Regions from separate parts of the Mus musculus genome. Here region 2 is linked to region 1. The links are chromatin contacts, found by Hi-C or POLR2A ChIA-PET in ENCODE. All regions are on one chromosome and are shown on one strand. Each heading gives the region's core, a stretch centred on a gene start or an enhancer-like site at or near the end of the contact. The rest is flanking DNA. Distances are from core to core; before and after follow the strand shown.

Region 1 (6,459 bases), core at 836-3,335:
CTCTCTCTCTCTCTCTCTCTCTCTCTCTCTCTCTCTCTCTCTCTCAGATAAACTCCTGATTTCCCTTCTCTCTCTCTCTCTCTCTCTCTCTCTCAATTTATATGAGTACACTGTAGCTGTCAGACATGCCAGAAGAGGGCATCAGATGTCCCATTACAGATGGTTGTGAGCCACCCTGTGGTTGCTGGGAATTGAACTCAGGACCTCTGGAAGAGCAGTCAGTGCTCTTTACGGCTGAGCCTCTCTCCAGTCTGATCTTCCTATTTTTCTAAACTCTAAATACTGGGATTACAAATGCCCTAACTCCACAAATACTTGGTAATTATTATTGTTGCTGTTATTCTTGTGTCTGTATTGCAGAGGCTCTGCAGGATGATCCATGAGGCAGTTCTGGGACAACACCTGTGTGCCACCTTTGGGGAACTCTCCAGGCCCTGGCCTCCCTTCAGAGCTCCTCTACATCTGAACATGTCCAGATTTCTCCAGCTCTGGGCCTCAGAACCATGAATACACCTCCCTGAGGAAACATTTGAATTCTGGGCTTCTGTCAGGCTACTTGCCCAGAGAGGCATTTCCTCAGGTCCCCAAGACCATACGTGTGCTCTTATGGTCAATGTTCATCTGTCTCAGGCAACCCCGCTCCCCCATATACCTGCAGTCCCTGCATGACTGAGATACCAAGTGCTGTGAATGAGGTTTCTTAAAGAGAAAAATCCATTGTTAACATTTGACTACGGTAGAAATAGAAAACAGAGGCGGCAAATCGGTACCTGCTGGGCCACAGTAATGTTTTGTTGTTTAAATGAAGTTGACTTGCCTGATACAAAATTATCCATTTTAACTTAAGGTACTGGGAATTGAACCCAGGGCCTCAAGCAGCCTCTGAGAGAATGCTCTCCTACTGAGTCACACCCCAGCCCTCTGTAAGACAATGTAAAAGGAAAGTGCTGTCACCACCACCTGATTCCAGGACAAAACCCGATAACTTGCAAGGATCATCCTCATTTCTCCCTCCCTGTGGCTTCTAGCACTAGCCTGCATTCTGTCCATAAAGGTTCACACATGGTCTCTGCTGGGTTTCTTTGACTTACCATCACTTGTTAGAGGTTTGAGTTGTAGCATGAAATGGCACTATGCCTTTTCTGTGGTAAGTAATATTCCACTGTATGGTTGGACCACACTGTTTATCCTTTCACTAATTGCTGGAGGGTTTGACCTGTGTCCTTCTTTTGACTGTTATACACAGGATTGCTATGATCATCTGAGTGCAAGCACTTGTTGGCATACCTGATTTCTTTAGTCATATACCCAGGAGTGGAAATGCTATCATGAATCTGTTTAACTTACTGGTTTGGTTTTTTTTTTTTATCTTAAAAACAACAACAACAAAATTACGTGTATGTGCCAGCGTGAGTAAATGTGCACCCAGTGCGAGTAATGCCCCCAGGGGCCGGGGGTGGGGGTGAGGGGGGGGGCGTTCCATACCCTGGAACTGGAGCTGCAAAGGATTGTGAGCAACCACGTGGTTGCTGGGAACCAAAACCGGGTCCTCTGCTAGAGCAGCAAGTACTCTTAACCACTGAACCATCTCTCCATACACAACCCTTACCACCCCACCCCACCCCACCCCACCCCACCCCACATCTATGTTTAACTTTTTAAGGAAGAAAAGGTGTTCCAACTTCTTACTCTTGAACGTGTCTGAGTGTCCAGCCTTCGGTTTCCGTCCCCGCTACTGGCTTACCCAACCCATATGACTCATTTACACTATCAGTCTGGCCCCTAAAGGCATCTGAACCTGCCGCCCCTAGAAGGCTGCACAGGTAAATCAACCTCCCTCCAAAATAAAAGTCCAGCGGCTAACTACTGTAGACGCCTACTACACCTCTTCGGCTCTTAGAGCGCGTCTTGGGTTTATTCTCAAACGAGGAAAGTGGCGCTTACCTGAGAAAGAGGCGGCAGAGACCTGACCAACCCATCCCAGCAAGCCAGTTTGGAAGCTGGTTCTGGAAGGAAACCGGGTGAGGCGGGCGAGGCCCGAGTTGGAGGAGGAGGAGAAGGAGGAGCAGCAAGCAGTGCGGCGCGCGCTCTAGAGCCTCGTCCGGGCTGGGGTCTGCAGAGCTGCTGCACGTGAGCGAGCGAACGAGCACGCATCGCGGTGGCCGCTGCACCATGCGCGGCTAGCGGTGGGGTCCCGGCCCCGCAGCACCCGCGAGCCCGGGCGGGGCTCAGGTCGCTCGGGGGCGGTGCCGGTTCCCGCCCCCCACATCCGGGGGCCGGGCTGGGCGCTGGGGCTCGCGCCGCGCGGGTGAGTCAGGCCGGGTTTTCCCTCCGTCTCTGGGGCCAGCGGACGAGTGTCGCCCAGTGCGTCCTTTGCCCGCCGATCCGGCTCCCGCGCGTTCCCGAAGAGCCTGGGAAGAGAAAGGTTCGAGACCGAGCTGGGGACTGCAGCGCGCCCTAGGATTCACGGAGCCAGCATGGTAAGTGGGTAGGGCGGGTCGCTGAGGTCGTTCTCGGACACCCGGCGGGGGTTGGCAGGATGCTGTGCGCGCCCCGGTGTCCTCTGCTCCCGCGCACGAGGCTGACCTGTAAATGCATTTTCCGTGGAGCATCGCCCCGATCCCCACGCCGCAGCTAGGAGGGGCAGGCGCCCTTGGCGCAGGAGTCTGACCTCGGCCTCCGCCCCCTGCACCAGCTCTAAGCAGGCCCCACAGACGGCGGGCGGGAGACGTGCACCCCACCCCGCCCCCTGGGTAGCTAGGAGGGCCTCCGGTAGTTCTGGGATCCCTTGCTTCCTCCACAGCCTTCCTGGGCGCAGTTCCACCGGGATGTCCAACCTGTCTTCTCTGCCGCCTTCCCGGGGACACCACTCACCTGCCCTCACCCTCAGGGTACCCTCTTCCTGCCTCAGCCCCCTACTGTGTCTGGTCCTCACCTGGGGACCTGCGAACAGGGGACGTCCCAAGGTCTGGGACTCTGTTCCAGTCCTGACTTTAGCCTTTGACAAAAGTAAGGACCAGGACTCTTAAGGTATCTCAGTATTAAGATGGGAGCTTGGGACATACCCAACCCAAAGATACAGATTGGGAATGGTTGTCCTTGGGCGGGAGCAGAGGCGGGAGGCCCTCCTGGACCTAGAGATGAGCCTCCTCCCAGGCTCTCACAAGCAGGGCTTCTCTGCCGACTGGCTGCGTGTGGGTGTGTATGTGCAAGACTGAATGAAAGCGACCAGCTAGTTCCCGACACCGCCTCTAGCAGTTTCCTGAGCTCAAGAGTCCCTAAACCTGCGCCACTTCCACTATTTCTTCTTCTTACCTCTTTCCCCAGGGCGGGCAGGAGGGATCTCTGGGAGGGGGGTTAAGTTCCATCCCTCTCAACCTTGCCCTTGGGAGAAACAAGCATGGGGGGCTGGGCAGGCTACGTAGACAGCAGAGTATACTAGTGGAAGGTGACCCCTAGCTGGGACAGCTGGGTGTAGTATAGAGGGCTTTACTGTGGGAATCCAGATTGGTCCTCAAAGCGGAGTCTTCTTTCAGCGTGTGATTCCTTCTTTCAAGCCTCAGTTTCCCTATGTGTAGATAGGGTCCTTTATGCCGTGCTCCACCGACTAGTGTGGAGACGATGTGACATTGTGAAATAGAAGAGCTCAGAAACACTGAAGCACTGGACATAGAGCAAAATGTGGATAATTCTGTCCAGGGGGTAGGGTATGCCAGCTGCCCCCATCGCCTCTCAGGCTGTCCCCATTTTTGGAGTTGGGACATTCCAGTGTCATTCCTCTGTGGCAGCTGCAGGCACACCCCTCAGAAAGGCTGATCCCCCCAGCAGGTGGTGTGACCCTCCCCTGGGGCACTCTGGTGGGACTAGTGGCAGTTCAGGTTGAACTGTAACTCCTGCCTCGGGGAGGATGAGGTGCCCTAACCTGAAGGAAATGCAGTGAAAGCTGCCTCCCATACTGCTGAACATGACCTTGGGCACCTCATTCCACCTCCTGGATGTGCTTTGAAGAGGCATCCAGGGTCTGGTGCTGGGGTGCCCCGCTGGGTACCTCTATTTGAGGCTTTCTGCACTGCTGGCTGATCCTGGGGCCAGAGGGAGACAGGAATGAAGGGGTACTGCTGTGGCTGGATGAGTAATGGTGTGTTCAGCTCCTTACAGAGCCCTGGGCATTAAGATAGACACCCTACTGTGGCAGCACAGCCCTAGCATTTGGTGGAACCCCCCCCCCACTCCCACTTTCTGTACTGCTCTGATCTCCCAGAGGTTATGAGGCTCTTGCTAGCTCTCTCCTACACACACACACACACACACACACACACACACATCACAGGCCAGAGAGCCTGCACAGCTGCCCTGGCCCAGGCAGGCAATCCCAAGGCTCCTAAGCAACGGAAAGGAAGGAATGTGTGTGTTGGGGGAGGGGCAGGGGTAGGTTGGGTTCTCTAGGAAAAGGGTTAGCCTCCAAACTAAGACCAGGGATGGCCTCAGCCCAGCAGGTCGAGCAGACAGTGCTACTGAGTGAGACCTGGTCTGGGTGGGTGACCTTGTATAAGCCATATTGTCCGTTGTTGGACAGGACTGTCCTCACTTTGGTCTCGTAACATACATTTGTCTACAGGACACTGTTTTCCGTATGAGGCCATTTGCATAGTTTGGCTCACGGCCACACTGGTTCATCCCTGAGACCTGAGACCCTTTTTGTGGGTACCACATAGTGTCAGTTGTTTCTCATGAGACTGCAAGCGAGTGACTGCACACAGGAAAGTGAGGGTCTGTGTGTTTGGGGTGCAATGGGTATATCTGACACTGTCCCCAGTGGGCATCCAGGACTTAACAGTTCACAAAGCCCTTTCTCCTCCGCGGCCTCTTTGTCAGTTATCCTGACAGAGATGACGGGGGTGGGGGGGGGGCCGAGGGGGGGGGGAGATGGCTGGAGACTAGATCTTGTTCCTTGAGGAGCAACTGAATATTTCACACGCGGTCATGTCTATCTAGCTCGTCAAGGTGAGGCAGTGTTGAATGGGGAGACAAGGTGACCAGGTCAAATTCTTTTGATTGTGGGTGACATCCTGAGTCCTCCTAGACACTTGGCAGTCCTGGTGGTGCTCGGATCCCGTGAGTCTTCATCATGACCAGTTCTGTGACCTTAGGTAGGTCATTCCATCTTTTTGAGCCTCCAAGGGCTTACCTTTTTTAGAGGGATACTGAGCTGGGGGGTGGCAGCACACGCCTTTAATCTCAGCACTCTGTCTCAAAACCCAAGATAAATAAATGAATTACATTTTAAAAGGAGAGCTATTGACGCCATATTCTCCTTGAGACTCCTGCAAAATGCCATGTTACTGAAAGAGCCCCAGCTCCAGTAGTCCCTATCTCTTGAGTTTACATAGCTTGTGATATCCCTAGAAGGGTCCGACTGTTCATATGGAGCTGGGCTGGGTGTTTAAACTAAGACTTGCACCCCACCTTGAGTGGTGTGTTTTTTAGGAGCAGAGCAGGCCATTACAGTTATTTATTGCCTAGGGTAGAGTTGGCTGTGGAGTGGGGGTGGGGACCAGGCTGCCCTCCCTCTCCCAGAGAGTCCTTTGTCTTTCACAAACACAAAACCTGGAAATGGTTGAGGATGGAGCCTCCTAACCACCATTGTTTGGGGTGGGAGTGGGTGTCCCGGAAGCTCATTGGGTGGGTGGCGGTGGGTACTCCCAGATGCAGCCTGCCTGCCAGACATCTGCCTGGCACTGGGAGCAGCTGTGTGTGGGTGGATGGGAAGCATATAAGGTGCCATTCACTGCTGGTTGTTTGCACCTACCGTGTGCTGGGCAGTGGGTGTGGCACACACACCCGCCTCCTGAGAGTTAGGCCCCAGAACATGTGGGAGACAGTTCAGAAGCCTGGTCCCGTGGTGTGGAGCTGAAGTGTGTAGTGAAGCTCAGCCTTGGTGTTCTGTGCTGACTGTGGCTTCAGGCCAGTCCTGGTCACATTATCTTACCCCGTGCTCTCCGGCATCTCTACATGATAAATGCTGACTATCGTAGCTTTTCTGCTCCTGAAGTAGGCACGGCTCACATGGGCTAGGCATGGCTAAGGTCACAAGCTGCTAGCTGCCAGCCCCGGTTCTGTGAGCCTGGCTGGTGGCACCTAACAACAGAACACAGCGACATTATAAAGTCTGTCTGCCTCTCTTCCCTCTGCCGCCGTCACTGCCTAGACCTGGACACCTGTTCCGGAAACAGAGGCCATTGTTCCTCCCCTTAGGCCCTTCCTGTGTGTATCACCATCCTTCCTCCCCTTGGGCCCTTCCTGTTTGTATCCCTCCCACTGTATCCCGCCTGCCCCCAACCTCACCCACTCCAGATGTTTCCCTGGGGGACCTCTGACCCTTTGAGGGAAGAGGGGTTTCCCACCTAGAGAAGCCAGAAGGACAGACCTGCGTTCTGGTTCTCAGTTCTTGTTCCTTCC
Region 2 (7,200 bases), core at 866-3,365, 38 kb before region 1:
TTATGTTTTTTTTTTTTTTTTTTAAAGATTTATTTATTTATTATATGTAAGTACACTGTAGCTGTCTTCAGACACTCCAGAAGAGGGCGCCAGATCTCATTACGGATGGTTGTGAGCCACCATGTGGTTGCTGGGATTTGAACTCCAGACCTTCGGAAGAGCAGTCGGGTGCTCTTACCCACTGAGCCATCTCACCAGCCCCTAGCCTTATGTTTTTAATTCACGTTTTATATTGCTCAAGATTTTTGTTGATGTTGTTTTGTTTTTTCAAGATGGTTTCTCTCTGTAGCCCTGGCTATTCTGGAACTTACTCTGTAGGTCAGGTGGCCTTGAACTCAAAATCCAACTGTGTCTGCCTCGAGTGCTGGGATTAAAGGCATGTACCACCACCACCCAGCTCAATGTGTTTTTAATGCATATAATCCACTTATTTCTGAGCATCTCAAACACACTTATTTTTAGAACGTTCTGTAAGATCCTCAAGCTAGGCATAAGTTTAAAGCCAGTCAAGGCTACTCAGGAGACTGTCTCAAAAAGCAAAGCAAAGAGTGATAAGGTTGACACACGACTTTAACTTCTGGCCTCTACACATGTATACAAAGCCAAAAAGTGTTCTAACACATAAATATGCACACACTGACTTAGTTTCCTTAATTGGAAGTCAGGAAAGCAGTCAGCCTCAGTAATGGAAATTTGTGAGCTGCTACACAAAACAAACATGTTCATATTTCTACGGCTCAAATGATAACTGGAGACTTCTTGTAGCAGACACTTTTATTCCCTTCCTCCCTAACTCCCATTCCTATCAAGATGACCAGAGGTTTAGGACAATGACTTTTTTGTGCCTTCAATTTTGAAGGGAGATGAAATGGATGGATAAACATGCTGCTTATGTAGAAGTGGGCAGGTACCTGACCAAAGCAAAGGAGATGTAAGAAATCAGTTTTGTTATTTATCTATCAAAGGTAGGTAGGTAGTCTGCCATTGGCCAATATTCCAAAAATTTTCTTCACTACCGCCAATAAAAGAAAGCTGCTTCACTCAAACAAACAAACAAACAAACAAACATCTTCTCCACCTAGTAAAGTTTTGTTTATAAACCTCATGCATCCTTTCTCCCTCCTGAATTCCCTGCTGCCTGGAATACAGACCTTTAACTCCATTCCTCTAAGCTTATTCTTTCAGAACTAGCCAAGCATGAAGGTCGGACCCCAGCCACTGGGGAAAAGACACCATGATTTTGATCCTGAAACACCTTTTTTACAAATAGAACGTGCCTTGTAGAGCTACTTCGCTTTGTTTATGTTTCTAGCAAACACAAAACGAAAACAGAAATGCCAAACTTTATCTTTAGTCACTCTGTGGCCCCAGAGAGAAGTCAATGATTTTTAGCCAAAGTAGCTTCGAAATGTCTGTTTAAGGGAAGAAGGAATTCAGGACGCCAACGCTAGATAAGTCTCACTATAATAAACACATAAGGAAAACCTGTGAACAATGCAGACATACACTTGAAAGAGCAGAGTCCTTGATGATTAACAGCACCTAACACCAGTGATTTGCGCCCTAAACCACCCTCCCATTACGCATTTCCGCCCACGCATACGGCCAGCACCGTCTGGACACAAGCGCCCGGTGCTGCAACCTCCATTTTGCTTTCTGGCATTCTTGTAGTTAAAAGCTCCGCCTCACTTGGCAGTCTGGTCCACATCTCCCGCCAGGCTTCCGGTCTCTACACCTCCAGGCGAACGTCAGTGACAACATAAGCAAGTACGCGTGCGGTGAAGGCAAGGATTGCTCTAAGAGCCAGAGGAGGCCCGCGGGGACCCCGACGTCCCATGAGGCCTTGACCCAAGATGGCGGACAAAACCCTTAGCGCAGCCTTGCTCAGAGACGCATGTGCGCATGCCCGGTCGACTGAGCTGCCCTGATCCAAGATGGCGGCCGGACCGGGGCTGGGGACGGGCTTAGCGCGTTACTGAGCATGCTCAGTCTTCCGTCACTTGCGTCAGGTCGGCAGCCGGCGCAGGCCGCTCAGTCCTTCCCGGAGAGGCGGGAACATGTACGCATGCGCAGTGAGCAGTCTCGGCTAGTCGGTGGGCGGAGCTACCCCGCGGGGTGGACGTTGAGTGTGTGTGATGGCCGGCTGACCTGCTTTCCTCTTTGAGCTTGTCTGCCCCTGAACTAGAGGGAAGTCGGCTTAGGTGAGGTATTTATAGTTGTCAAAATCCCGCACTCGCCTGTGATCCCAGCGCTCAGGAGCCCGGAGGGATTGCCTCAAGTGCTGTAGGACAGCAAGACCCTGCCCAAAGCAAAAAGTCGGGAGCTAGAGACTGGGAAAGTGGGGGCCGTCCAGGGAGGCTGGGCACATACAGTTCAGTCACTTTCGTGGGTGCGTACTTTGAGTTTTCCTTGGGATTTGTGGCTCAGGGGCAGAGCCCTTGCCTAGCACCTGGAGGTTTGGGATTTGGTCCCCAGCACCAGAAATAAACAGTTAAAGAGGGGCAGTGTAAGATAATCGCAGCACTGGAAAGGGGGAGCTAGGGTAAGGAATTCAAGCCATTTTCTGATACTTGTAGGCCAGTCTGGGCTTCATAAGACCTTTTATTTTATTTTTTAAAAAAGGTTAATAACAAAATAAAATAGCAAAATGTACGGGTTTATTTAATGGACTCTGTCATCGTGTTGTAAATGAATCTGTGGGTAAATAGATGTATCGCCATCTTTAATAGCCCCAAAGCAAGGATGACAGTCCATCCTAGTATCTTTAGTTATCCTTTGGCAGGTTCATCCATGTGTTTTAATGTGGTTTTCAGCCCTTGTCACCCTCTCATCCCACACCCACTGAACCCCCTTTCCCTTCTATTTTCATATCTATACATTTTTTAAAATTATTATTATTGTGGATGTATGTGACACATCATGGGAGTGCCTGCTTGCTATATGGTACATGTGTAAGAGAGGACAACTTTGTGAAGTTGATCATCTCCTCCTCCTCCTCCTGTCTTCTTTCTTCTTGTGACAGAGTCTCTTTCTGTAGCCCTGACTGTCCTGGAACTTGCTTTGCAGAACAAGCTAGCTTTGAACTCACAGATCCTCTAGCCTCTGCCTACTGAGTTCTGGACTGAGCATGCGTGTGTACCCACTGAGTTTAACTTGGGTATTTATGGGTAGGGGTTTATTTATGGAGCATACACAATTTAATGGTGGATACACCAATGAGGAAAAACGAGTCCCCTGAACCAGCAGCCATTATTTACTTGTTTTCAAGAATAGGTGAGATTCTTTAATTCTTCGGAAATTTTTAGTGGAAACTTAGGTCCTCTGAAAGAGCAACCAATGATCTTAACCACCAAGACCTCCACTGAAAGCCTTGATTAAATTCCTAAAGCTATAGTTTTTATTTTATGACGTGTCTCTTAAACGATAGTCCCTTATCCTGGGTTTTTTGGTTTTTGGTTTTTGTTTTTTTTTTTTTTTTTTTTATCACTCTGGAACTAGCTGCTGGTCTATAGAAACCCATTTGTTTCTCTATTGATCTTGTTTCCTGTTGCCTTGCTAAGTCTGCCCTTACATGGTTCCATAGGACATTTTATGTATAAGATTATATCATCTTCAAATAGTTTGGACTTCATAGTCCAAATGCTTTTTATTTCTTTGTTTTGGTTTAGCTTTTGAAACAGTTTTTCTGTGTATCCCTGGCTGTCCTGGAACTAGATCTGTAGACCAGACTGGCCTTGAACGCACAGGAACTTGCCTGCCTCTGCCTCCCTGGTGCTGGGGCTGTCCCCACCCCCCAATGTAGTGATTTTTTTTTTTTAATTCTTCCCATTAACTTTGTTTCCCTGCCTGCTATCTCCAGTAAAGTACTCAATAGAAGTGGTAGAAGGGAGGTATACTTTCTGCATTCCTAAACTTTAGCCAAAGGATGGAGTTGTGATCTTTCCTTGTTTCTGGTTTTAAGAAAAAAGCTTTTAGTTTGTAGGATGTTGTTGTTTTGTTTTTAAAGACAGCATCTCAGACTTTAGCCCAGGCTGGCTGAAACTCACTATGTAGCCCAGGTGGTGGCCGCAAATCCCTGAGAGTCTTCCTGCCCCAGTCTCTCCCAGTGCTGGGATCGGGTGTAAGCTACCACTGCCCTGGTAGTCTTTGACAGTAACTGTAAAAAGTATTTTGGATTTGTTGATGGTGATGTCCTTTTTTTTTTTTTTTTTTCAGTTTAAGAAATTCCCTCTCAAACCCTGTGTGTGTGTGTGTGTGGAGGGGGGATTCCCTCTTTTTGTATTATTTTTTTTCAATCAATGGAAAGATGGTAGGTTTTTGCCAGGTTCATTTTCTGAACCTATCGAAATTATCCAGATGCTAAGCAGCTTTCCCTTTATTTCATAAATAGGACCAAAAAAAAAACCCAAAGATGTGGGAAATATGAATGCAAATTTAGTGTATGGTAGCTCTATCATTTTAAATCAGTGGGGAGGGGTAAAATGTTAATAAATATAGCTAGGTGTGGTGGCTAATGCCTGTAATACCAGCAGTTATGAGACTAAGGTAGAAAGGATTGGGTTTCAAGGCTAACCTGGGCTACAGAGTGAGACCCTGTCTCAAAAATAAGAATTTCATGAACTGACTTGGGGTTCATTTGCTGGTGTCTGACTCTAGGAGCCACATATAGACAGAAGACAATGTCTGGGAGCTTCTACTTCGTAATTGTTGGCCACCATGATAATCCGGTTTTTGAAATGGAATTTTTGCCAGCTGGGAAAGCAGAATCTAAAGATGAACACCGTCATCTGAACCAGTTCATAGCTCATGCTGCTCTGGACCTCGTCGACGAAAACATGTGGCTCTCCAACAACATGTACTTAAAAACTGTGGACAAATTCAATGAGTGGTTCGTCTCGGCGTTCGTCACGGCTGGGCACATGCGGCTCATCATGCTGCATGACGTGAGGCACGAGGATGGCATCAAGAACTTCTTCACTGACGTCTACGACTTATACATCAAATTTGCCATGAATCCCTTTTATGAACCCAATTCTCCTATTCGATCGAGTGCATTCGAAAGAAAAGTTCAGTTTCTTGGGAAGAAACATCTTTTAAACTAAATGCAGAAAAACTTCAGAATCACAGTGGGGTGTGCTCAGCAGTGGATGTATTGTAAATTACTTGATAAAGTAGCCTAGCAAACTCTTTATGTCTCAGCTTACCTGTATATCATGAAATTTCTCTTCTATTTAAAAATCTCATCTTTTCATGTTATCACTACTAGTAGTTACCTGTGAACAATTATCACTAATTTAATATTTTATTTCAAAATCAATAAGCCTATAACTTTTTGATTAAGAGAATTAAAAAATCTTAGATTCCTTTTATGTGTATGAATGCTTTTCCTGCATACATGTTCTTACCATCTTCATGACTAAGGGATCAGAGAGGGCATGGGATCCCCAGGAATTGGGCCTACTGATGGTTAGGAAGTCCCCGTGTGGGTGTTGCCAATCAAACCTGCAAGAACAACTGTCAAACCAGTAAAGCCCCCTCTCCAGCCCCTTCCTGAGATGAAGTTATAATGTAAAGGTTCAGAAACTAATGCTGGGGTGGCTCTGTGGTTAAGAGCATGTTCTGTTCTTCCAGAGCACCCACATCAGGCAGGTTACAACCATCTGCTCTGCACTAGGTGCGTTGCGATGCAGACACACACCAGTATACATAGTTAAAGGTAAGCCCAGCACTCAGGCACACAATGAGTTCCAGGACATTCAGAGGTATGTAGAAAGACCCTGTCCTGCCTCCCCCCTCCACCCCGACGCCCCCATCCCCAGAAAGCAAGCTAGGTTTGAGAGTACATGACTTTAATCCCAACACTTCAGATGCAGAGGCAGGTGGATTTCTGTTCATTCAAGACCAGCGTGGCTACATAGTTCCAGACCAGTCAGGGCTATATAATGAGATCCTGTCTCAAAAAACCATAAGGGCTGGAGAGATTGCTCAGTGGTTAAGAGCACTGACTGCTCTTCCAGAGGTCCTGAATTCAATTCCCAGCAACCACATGGTGGCTCACAACCATCTAATGAATCTGGTACCCTCTTCTGCTGTGTCTGAAGAGAACGACAGTGTACTCATATACATAAACAAATCTTTTTTAAAAGATTAAAAGAAAACACCAGAATACAGACAGACAGACAGACAGACAGGTAGATAGGTAGATAGATAGAGCTGAAGAGATGGCTCAGTGGTTAGGAGCACTTGTTGCTTTATAAGAGGACCTGGTTTTGAGTCCCAACACCTGCATGATGGTTCATAACCATCTATAACTTCAGTTCCAGATCCGAGATCCTTTTCTGGACTCCTGGGCCACCAGACATATACATACATGCCAACAGATGCTCATGCATGTAAACATTGAGCATAATTTACTGGGCTTCGGCACATACCTTTAACAGCACTTATTTGGAAGGCAGAGGTAGGTAGATCTCTACAAGGTGAGTCCAGCCTGGTCTACAGAGCAAGCACTGGGACTCCCAAGGCTACACAAAAAAACCCTGTCTTGAGAAAATTTTAAAGGAAAAGAAATTTTTTGAAAAAGACTGGAGCCAGCATGATGGCACATGCCTTTAATCCCAGCACTCCGGAGGCAGAGCCAGGCAGATCTGTGAGGTCAAAGCCAGCCTGGTCTACAGAGTTCCACAATAGCCAGAGCAACAAAGAGAAACTGTCTGCAAAAAACAAAGTCTTGTACTTTGGTACAAGACTCAGCTCAGTGGTCGAATACTTGCCTACTATTCGTGCATGAGACCCCAGCTTCTGTCCCCTAATACTGCAAAAAAAGTTTTTTTCTAATGAAAAGCATCCTTTTTTACAGTATATACTGTTTTGGTGGTATAGTGTATTCTTTCTTGTGACAAGTGAAAACTATTGAACATTTTTTTGTTTTGTTTTGTTTTTCGAGACAGGGTTTCTCTGTATAGCCCTGGCTGTCCTGGAACTCACTTTGTAGACCAGGCTGGCCTCGAACTCAGAAATCCGCCTGCCTCTGCTTCTCTCCCAGAGGACCCACATTTTTCCTAGCACCTACAAGGAGGCTGGGATTAAAGGCGTGTGTCACCATGCCCGGCTTCTTGCTTTGTGTGTTTTGTTTTTTTTAAAGATTTATTTATTTATTTATTATATGTAAGTATACTGTAGCTGTCTTCAGACCCTCCA

What was found. A loop is a pair of places that touch in the nucleus more often than their neighbours do. ChIA-PET counts read pairs that join two places held with the same protein, here RNA polymerase II (POLR2A).
Region 2: a loop to region 1 is called in a map of left cerebral cortex, with 2.5 times the contacts of the local background. The contact joins the promoter of 0610009B22Rik here to the promoter of N4bp3 in region 1. A Hi-C loop is called at or near these places in 7 of 37 maps with a recorded cell type or tissue (T-helper 1 cell, T-helper 17 cell, T-helper 2 cell and 2 more). POLR2A ChIA-PET finds 5 or more read pairs at or near these places in 4 of 5 experiments (Patski and embryonic stem cell).

What each region holds. Positions count from the first base shown.
Region 1 is chr11:51,646,699-51,653,157 of GRCm38, reverse strand. It overlaps N4bp3 (NEDD4 binding protein 3), which reads left to right and starts at 2,085. Exons shown (of 5, transcript NM_145974.3): 1 at 2,085-2,480. It overlaps D930048N14Rik (RIKEN cDNA D930048N14 gene), which reads right to left and starts at 2,204. Exons shown (of 4, transcript NR_027958.1): 1 at 1,945-2,204. Gm30058 (a long non-coding RNA gene) reads left to right here. Exons shown (of 2, transcript XR_388627.1): 2 at 361-1,068.
Region 2 is chr11:51,683,549-51,690,748 of GRCm38, reverse strand. It overlaps 0610009B22Rik (RIKEN cDNA 0610009B22 gene), which reads left to right and starts at 2,115. Exons shown (of 2, transcript NM_025319.2): 1 at 2,115-2,201; 2 at 4,657-5,364. The coding sequence starts at 4,680. The coding sequence ends at 5,102.